2 separate regions of the Homo sapiens genome follow, and region 2 is linked to region 1. The links are chromatin loops, found by intact Hi-C in ENCODE. Cell type or tissue: Calu3. All regions are shown on one strand. Links, peaks and the distances in the headings refer to the core of each region. The heading gives the core; the rest is flanking DNA. Region 1 has its middle 300 kb from the start of ISL1. Region 2 holds the start of LOC105378959 (a long non-coding RNA gene).

Region 1 (4,414 bases), core at 178-4,177:
AGTACCCTGCTGACCTGAAAGAGAATCAAGGCAGTCTGCAAAAGTATTTAACTTACAACCAGCAGGTAGTTAGAAGAATTTGCTGGCACATGTTCTTAACAAAATATTTAATAGAAGAAACAGAAAAAGGAAAACTATGTCATTTTCCAAAACATGGCAACCAATGAAAATCAACACATATATCAGTTTGCTCACTTTATTGGTAATAAATATCATTTTTAAAATATGTTGCTTATAGAAAAGATGCATATTCCTTAATCGATAGGTCATTTTCACCACTTGTAATTCTCTGCCTTTCTATTACCTCCATTTAATCATTTTATTTATTTATTTATTTTGCATATGTGTGATTCACCTCATCAAAGCAACTATAAGCTTGTTTAAAATCTAAGAGAATTCCTGGGGTTAAACTCATGTAACTGTGGATGGAGATAAGACTGGAAAATTTGTGGAGCAAGGGGCATAATTAATATCATGCTGTATAAACATGGTGCATCTGATTTGGTATTCTGTCTGTGCAAGGAACTCTCATAGCTGATTTGTAGAAAGCCAGATAGGATATATATGACATAAAGCAATTAAGACTATCACTGAAGTCTTCTTACCTTCTGCCAATAGCTCTCATTCTATCCATGTACATTTTCCTCATTATTTCTTAGTTATAAAGAGTTGTATATATGTGCCTGTTTAAGATGAGGTTTTACTTCATTTTATTTTCCACCTGAGTTTTTTCAGCCTATACAAATGTCTCCTGCATCTCCTTTCATAATGTTAGAGTTTGCAGTGATATCCTATCTCCGTATCTACCTTGTCCTAATGTGCTGAGCCTATCCTTTTATGGATGGCCCTCATTTGTTGATCATATTCCTTGCTTTTTTTTGGGCGATGTTCAGTTATTTAAAGTACCAATGCATCAGGGGAGGACAACCTTTTGTCTTTAGTTTCTGTCATCCTTCCAGATGCTGCCCAGGAGTCAGCGTTCCCTTTTTACTCACACAGCCTTATGTCTCTGGGAGCAGCCTATTTCATCCTCATTGTTTCCTGGACAGTAACTGATTACTTGGTTACCACTGGGTTAGAATGAAGTTTGGTTTCTATTCCCCTAAATATGTATGCGGACACTTGTCTACCTTGATCTTATTTTCTGCTGTCTTGTAGCTTACAGAGCCTTCTAAGGAATGAATGCAGTAAAGAGAATCCCCATCAGCTTGATTTTTCTCAAAATTTTTAAAAAGTGAATTATGTTGAATAAAAGCCTGTGGTAAAGACAATGTTACAGAATGAAATCTCTGCTTTTCTTCTCCCATTTAGGGGAAGAAAGGCGGTTCTGTAAGAGTTAGCCCACGATGATTCTCTATGTGTATAATTTTATCATTGCTCAAACCTGTTCATCAGTAAAAGAAAAATATATATTAAAGAAGAATCTTTCAATAATTATAAGACCTTTCTCCACAGTACTTCATTACAGTGCATCATGGGAATGCAGGGTATTGTATAAGCGTTGACTCAAGAGTCAATGGCCCAGCTCCAAATCCTGACCAAATCCTCCTGTGTCTTTTGTGGGGAACAAACTTAACTTCTCTGTACCTGTATTTTCCCATTTTTAAGAGGAGAAATAGTAGATATGTCCAGCAGCATTGTGAAGCTAAAATGAATTGAAAATTATGCTTGCCTCATAGTTAGTGTTCAATGTAAGTATGACGCTTACTAGGTTGATGAAATAATGCAGAGTACTTCTATAAAAGAAACGTGTTTATAAATACTACACACAGTTTTCATGTCCTGGTTGGTTATCTTATTTTCTTCTTAAAGTCAAAAACATTTGCAAGTTTGAAATTCCAAGAGGTTTTCAGAGTATTTTTATGGATAAGGGTATAATGAAATAAAAGTAACATAGGCCACCTTGAAATGGGATAAAAATTATGTAGTGATGGTTATGAAAAATGAGTGCCCAGAATGAATTCTTTATTAACAAAGATTTTCCTAAAATAATGCAATGTAAAAACTTAGTTTTGATTTTGGAGTTATGCATGTTATAATATATAACAAATAAGTGATTAAAACACCATGTAACTCTAAATGTAATAACTTTTATTTAACTGATGATACAAGAGATATGGGAAAAATATTTTCCCACAGGGAGGAACTGAGATCTTAAGCAATTGGCATAAAGAATAAGGCAACTATTGAGTTAACATCAGCCTCAGAATAGTTTTAAACAAATTATTAGGCAAAAAATGGCACCATGGGTTTAAACATTTTACTAAATATCAGAGTAGACATTAATTTCTGTTTTGTTCCTTTATATCAATAAATTAAAAGGCTATTGTTGTCTTAAAGAAGTTAAGACACAATTTTAGTGGGTTATGTAGACTTTATGCACTTTTCTTAATAAACTGAAAATATACGAAACGCACACACACATATATAAAAATATTTCAAAATATTAGCCTCTTCTCCTGAGGTACTGCAAGGACACCTACAGGTGGCAAAGACAAGAGCAATAAGCCATTTAATTTGAGATGATTTTGACAACTTGCTGACATTGAGTTATTTTTTTGCTTAAGTTATGAAATCATATTTGTTATGTCAAATACAAACATGGAAGAAAATTTATGGATATGGAATTGTAATGATGAATAAGCATCTTCATTTTTAATTGCAACAGTGGAAGGAGATATCTGGAAAATTTAGAGTCTACATATTTTCCTTGCCTATCTAGTAAGCAGCTTTTTACCTAGGTACATAAATTTTCCTCAATGAGAAAGCAAATGCATTTGTGTGGTCTTGCAAACCCATTAGAATTTATATTAATACTCTTACCATAAAATAAGATTTTGGTGGGGAGGAAATTTGCAGAAGAATGTTAGAGAAATAGAAGAATGTGCTGGAAGGGAGATTGAAAATGAATATCATTTCTTGATAAAGAAATAGACCAAAATGTGTAACATGGTTTTGAGGTAGAAGAAATTCTACATACAGTAAGCAGCTTACAGATATTGGCACATTATTTAAACAAAAAGAGTGCTTGCTAAAACACTACCATGCAATAGATTCATACATTTCAGTTTCAATTAGCAGCCTCATTTATTACCCACCAAGATGTGAAACCGCAAGGTGAGGTTAAAGTGTCACCGAGGGTGTCTTCATCACTTCAATATCATTGCCTTAAAAGGCACTGACCAGAAGAAGCAGATGACCTCATTTCAAAATTATTACAGTACAGAGAACTCAGTTTCAACATTATAATTCATTTTATCATGGAATATTTCAAATTTATTATCAGTTTCCTAACACATAATGGTTAATCGTTAAGGATAGCCACTTTAACATAATATGAATACGCATTTCTCCATAGGTAATACAACAGTTCCTGCATTAGCATTATTGACTAAGGTACATTTAACTTCTTCACTAATACTTAATGGAAGGTTAATGTATAAGTCAGGAGATTAAATGGCTTTTACTTAAAACAAGTATATTGATTAAAATAACTTAGTGAGATTTTTAAGGTTGATGATATAAAAACAGTCACACATTTTAATATTTTATTTAATATTAAGAGCAAATTGTAGGGTGCAACAGATCAAGATTAGTGGAAGTTATTGCACTAATTGCTTGTGGAACTAATTCTTGCTCACTGTTAACAAATGGATATTGTATACTGAAAGGCAACAAATCATCCTGGTTATTTCTAGTGTTCAAGGAGTTTCTCTGTTTAAGAATTTCTATTGTTTCTTGCAATGTCCTTCAGGAATGTCTTCCTTGTATCTTACACCTGGCACCATTAAAAGATAAAATAACCTTCCCAAAACAGAGCTACTATTCAATGTCAATGATATGTAGCTCCATTTCCTTTTTTCATGCTATTGTTATTTAAATCTGTGTTAAACCTAATACATGGAATACTTGCAGTGAATTAACCAATGTTACTTTACCATTTCCTTTCTTTCCTCAAAATCCAATATTCCACCAAGTATAGTATACTGACAAATCGGCCTTGTAATAGTATGACATATGATGCCCCAGATCATTTGTTTCTCTGATTCTGTTTCTGTCTAGACATACTCAGACACCTCATCTATTCATCTCTTTTGTTTAGGTAGCACAAAGTTACACCTGCAGGGTCTTGCTCAGTTTTAACCTGAGCTTTGTATCAAAGGAATTTGATTGTAAGAAATAGTGACCAGGGCCTGTGTAAATATTGTGCCAGTGTAACTGCAGAGTGAATAACTTATAGCAGGTTTGCAGTTTATTCTAGAACTGAAAGCAGAGTGGTAAATTAGGCAATAAAAATTTACAATGCGAAATATATAGCATAATATGGATGCAATCTATGCTAATAAAAATGCTAACACTTACCTAGTACTTACCAGAGCCAGGGAATAATTCTAAGTGCTTTGAGTGTAATAGT
Region 2 (4,414 bases), core at 291-4,290, 280 kb after region 1:
GTACATTTCCTAAAATTTCTCTTTGCTTTTGTTACAAAAGAATTTGCTATTGCTATTGTTCTTGAAATGAGAACACATGTAGTACACAAGTACATATATAGATGTCTATAAGATATATGTGTATATGCATATACACATATATAAATACATATACATATATAGATATATATGCACAACTATATATGTGTATATATATTATTCAACAGAAATACTATCAATTTACACACATATTAATTCAAAATATATATGATCAATTAGTCCTCTGTAAATCCCCTCAAAACATATTACCTTTCTTCTAAAATCAATCACCATATTAGATCATTTAATTTCATATTTTGTGTGAGAAAGAACCAAGTTTGGTGTAACGTGGCTCTAATTCTGATTGTTAGCTGTACATTATTTCATCTTATACAGCAATTAATTGAGAATAATGAATACTTACATGGTGGCATATGTATTTGTAGCATTCATAAACCTCTTGTCAGATTTGATTCAACTTACAGGAAGTATCTGAAATCTGAATCGCAAAGCCTGATATAATTTTCAGTTCATTAATACATTTTTAAAGACTATTTCCTGATACTACAGCTAAAATCAGAGAAACGATTGTTGAGGAATGAAACAGTTGATGTAAATATTTCACATAAAGAAAATGGAGCTCTGTCTTAATGATCTCCCCCTAATTTCATTTTAACCTCAGTGAACAAAATATGTACCATCTAATAAGGAATTAGGCAAATACCTACCAGCACTAGCAAATAGGAAATTTAGGCCTTCTCAGTGTTAACAGAACTACATACAGACAAGAGCAAGCAACCTTAAGTCGCAGTTGAAATAGTTGGTTAAGCAATCCATATGGAAATTGAGAATGAGAATCAACAGAGTATCCATTTACCATAATTCATTACTCTTAAGAGATATTCTTTAATATTTAAATTAGCTGTCTTAAGTGGCCTTATTGAATAGATTATTTTGTTAATTTATGTAGTGATACTTTTGATACTCAAGTCTACTGGAATTCCATTTCATTTTCCTACAGTATTAGGAAAATAATGGACAAAGTGATGGATTAAAAACACCTTCTCTTTAGTTTTTTTTCCTATTCATGTTACATATTGCAGTAATCTGTGAGTTTAATTATATATTTGTCCAAATGCTGAAAAATAGTATTCTTCACTCAGTAGGGCAACCTGATGACCCATACTCCTTAGTAAGTGAATGCAGCAACCATACTGTATTGTAACATTGCATAATTGGCACCTTCACCTCCTATACCTCTATGTATTTTCACTTAATCTAAGAGTGCCTATACATTGGAATAATTGCCTCAATTTTACAGGTTACAAAAACAAACTTACTTGACTCTCAAGCCATATATTAAGTTGTGAAACTGTGATTTAATATGAAGTCTGAGCTTCGCATATAATATAATTTGTAAAGCATAGGAATTCCTCTTTCAAAATAATAGAATAACCACAGATTTGTTAGAATCTATTCTCTAAAGATAGCTTTCATTTAAAAGAGATAGATCTGCCAGTTACATGCTAATTTTCTGTTTCTTCAGACTGTCAAAATCATTCCTTTACACAACTGCACATGCCATGTAGCTAAATAATGGCCAAGGAGATAACATCACAAGTGTTTTGTGATTCCCAGAATTCTCAGAGGAAAATGGATATGCCTACTTTTTACCCTCATTTTTCCTACTGTCTACTAGTAGATGTGATGGCTCAATTTTGAGGCACCATTTTGTACCATGAGGTGACATACTAAGAATGGCGAAGCAGCAAGATAAGGATCCTGATGACTCAGACAACAGATTAGTCCTGGATTACGCATCTCTAGGCTACTTTCACATGAAAGAGAAATAAACTCTATGTTATTGTATTTGTCTTCTATTCCTGCATAACAATTTACCACACATTTACAGCCTTAAACAACAACACCTCTTTATTACGTCACAGGTTCCATAGGTCAAGATTCCAGAAATGGGTTAGCTATGCTCTCAGCTCAGAGTCACACCAGGCTGAAAACAAGGTGTTGGTTGGGCTGCAAGCTCATATGATGCTCTGAGTCTTCTTTCAAGCCCTCTGGTTGTTGGCAGAATTCAGTTAATCATGGTTATAGGACTGAAGTCCACATTTTCTTGCTAGTCATCAGCCAGAGCTGATGCTTTAAGTCTTGCAGACTCTTTACTGCATAGTCCTCTCTGCAGGGCCTCTCACAACATGGTACTTTACTTCCTCAAATCTAGCAGGAGATTCTCTGAGGTGGTGCCTCAACGCTCTTCCTTTAGGAAGGGCCCAGTCCCTTTTAAGGGTTCACCTGATTAGATCAGGCCCACTTGGAATAACCTTTTGATTAACTCAAAGTCAATAGTCTTGTTTTTTTAATGACGTCTGCAAAATCCTTTCACCTTTGCCCTATAGAATAACTTAATCATGAGATTAAAATCCATTATACTCACAGTCAAGTGGAGAGGATTATACAGAGAATATACATCTGGGAGAGGGAATCATAGGGGCCATCTTAGAATTCTGCCTGTTACACTTGTTTCAGCTTTCATTATTTCATTTTTGTTATCATTTTTGACATATTGTCAAAACTCACTATCAATAACGTATCACATGGTATACCCACCTTTGAGTTTTATGAAGAAATGTTTGTTTAGATACATTTGCATACATTCTTGAATTGGTTATCAAGTCTCTACACATATATACACATTTTTTGTTGTAGATGCAACAAAATACAGTTCTAAATTCAGTGCACAAATACAATTGAATCAACTAAGATGCCTGTGCCCTTGTGTTTATGTTTTTCTGCATTTTAATGACCTTATTCCACATTGTACTTTATTTTGCAACTACAAATTGTTTTTTAAATTAGAATAACAATGCAAAAAACAATAAATATAAGGATTAAATTATGTTGTATGGCTAAAATGAATGGTAAGGTTTGTACAGGGAGGAGGTGAAGTATTTTTATTTTCTTTCACTCATTTGTGGTTCTCTGTCCTCATATATTTTATATAATCTGTAATTTAAAAACAGTTTTCCTGGGAAAATAATATTTGCCTTTAGCTGTCTTAGGATATACACAATGAATACAGGTATTATATTAAGTTTTCTCTACGATCACTACTTCTTATTAATCATTTTCCTAGAAATCTTCCACCCAAGAAGTTTTCATGGCAAATGGAGTTTATAAAACTTCCTTGTGATTGAAGAGCTAAATGAAGTATTGTCATTCCCTTTTGTACTTTTCCCAAAAAAGGTGGGAAAAATATTGACTTATGGGTATGTTTTGTTAATCTAAGAATATATATGACTTACTATATATTAAAAATGTTACCACCATCCGGCAATCATTCTGAGGATTTAGACATCATCTAGATAAATAATCTATTTTGCAGCAGGACTCACAAACTTAAATAGCTACAGGGATAGGCATAAATTATGAACAAGTTAAATAAGTCAGGTGTAAGAAAATACGGTGTGATGGGGAATGTGATAAACTACATAGTGAACTTTCCACTTAAAGGCACAGTCTCACACACCCCAACTCAGTCATTCAAGGCCAAGTCTCCAAGATCTTCCAAAGTATATTAGGAAAGCTGGTAATCCAGAATTCCTTGTGAAATAACCCAATTTGAAATGCTAATTTTACCTTCAAAAATGTATAAATGGTGTAAACCCCAAAACATCACTACTAAGTAAAGGTAGCCCATGGGTTGGCAGCGTGCAATTTCTACACTAGAAAAGTTAATTGGCTATAATAGCAAATATTTTATTGTTAGCTGTGAATACATGTTAATAGCCTCACATATAACAAGCACTCTTAAAATATATGCTAATGTAATTGATATTTCACAAACAGCTGAAGTAATTTCTTCTTTTTCAAGTTCTTTCCTTTTTTATTAAGTGATGCAATATAAAATTACCTAAAGTATCTTGTCATGAAATTTTTGTACATCTAATTGTTTTTCACTATAATAACAAAAGCCTGATACTTTATTTTGTATATTAAACCTGACTAACTTTTGAAAAATAAAGGCCAATTTGTTTCAAGCAGGTATAAGATATTTCATAAATTGCATACTATATTGTGTGTTAAATGGGTTACAAAAGCCCTGAGTTGGCGCTTGCTTTCTCCATGTACAAACATCTAGTTAGTCAGGACTTTTATATCCCCAATCCTATTGAGTCTCAGAAATCTGAAGTTTTTTTTATATTAAAAGATAAAATGTTGTATCCAGAGGAGAAATGTATACTTGCTGTATTTTAGGTAACTTTTTCTTCTGCATTTATAGCCTCTGGCATGAATAATTAATCATTTAATTACAAACTTTACTTTGACGTAATTGACCATTAGATTTTATGAATTTATTATATAAGATTTTGCCTACTCACAA

The links. A loop is a pair of places that touch in the nucleus more often than their neighbours do. Peaks named below come from ENCODE experiments on the same cell type or tissue, not always from the same donor. Only the 100,000 strongest peaks of a DNase experiment are listed, where the experiment ranks them.
Region 2: it touches region 1 in a loop (2.3-fold over the local background); 3 of 110 quality-filtered maps call a loop at or near these places.

Annotation. Positions count from the first base shown.
Region 1 is chr5:51,682,485-51,686,898 of GRCh38, forward strand. No RefSeq gene overlaps it. Among named protein-coding and RNA genes, the nearest start is that of ISL1, 300 kb to the left of the region's middle. RefSeq lists an enhancer at 3,136-3,720. In Calu3, for the core only: a CTCF peak has its summit at 2,480; no DNase peak of the experiment used is centred there.
Region 2 is chr5:51,962,559-51,966,972 of GRCh38, forward strand. It overlaps LOC105378959 (a long non-coding RNA gene), which reads right to left and starts at 1,835. Exons shown (of 3, transcript XR_948315.2): 1 at 1,771-1,835; 2 at 443-517. In Calu3, for the core only: no CTCF peak of the experiment used is centred there; no DNase peak of the experiment used is centred there.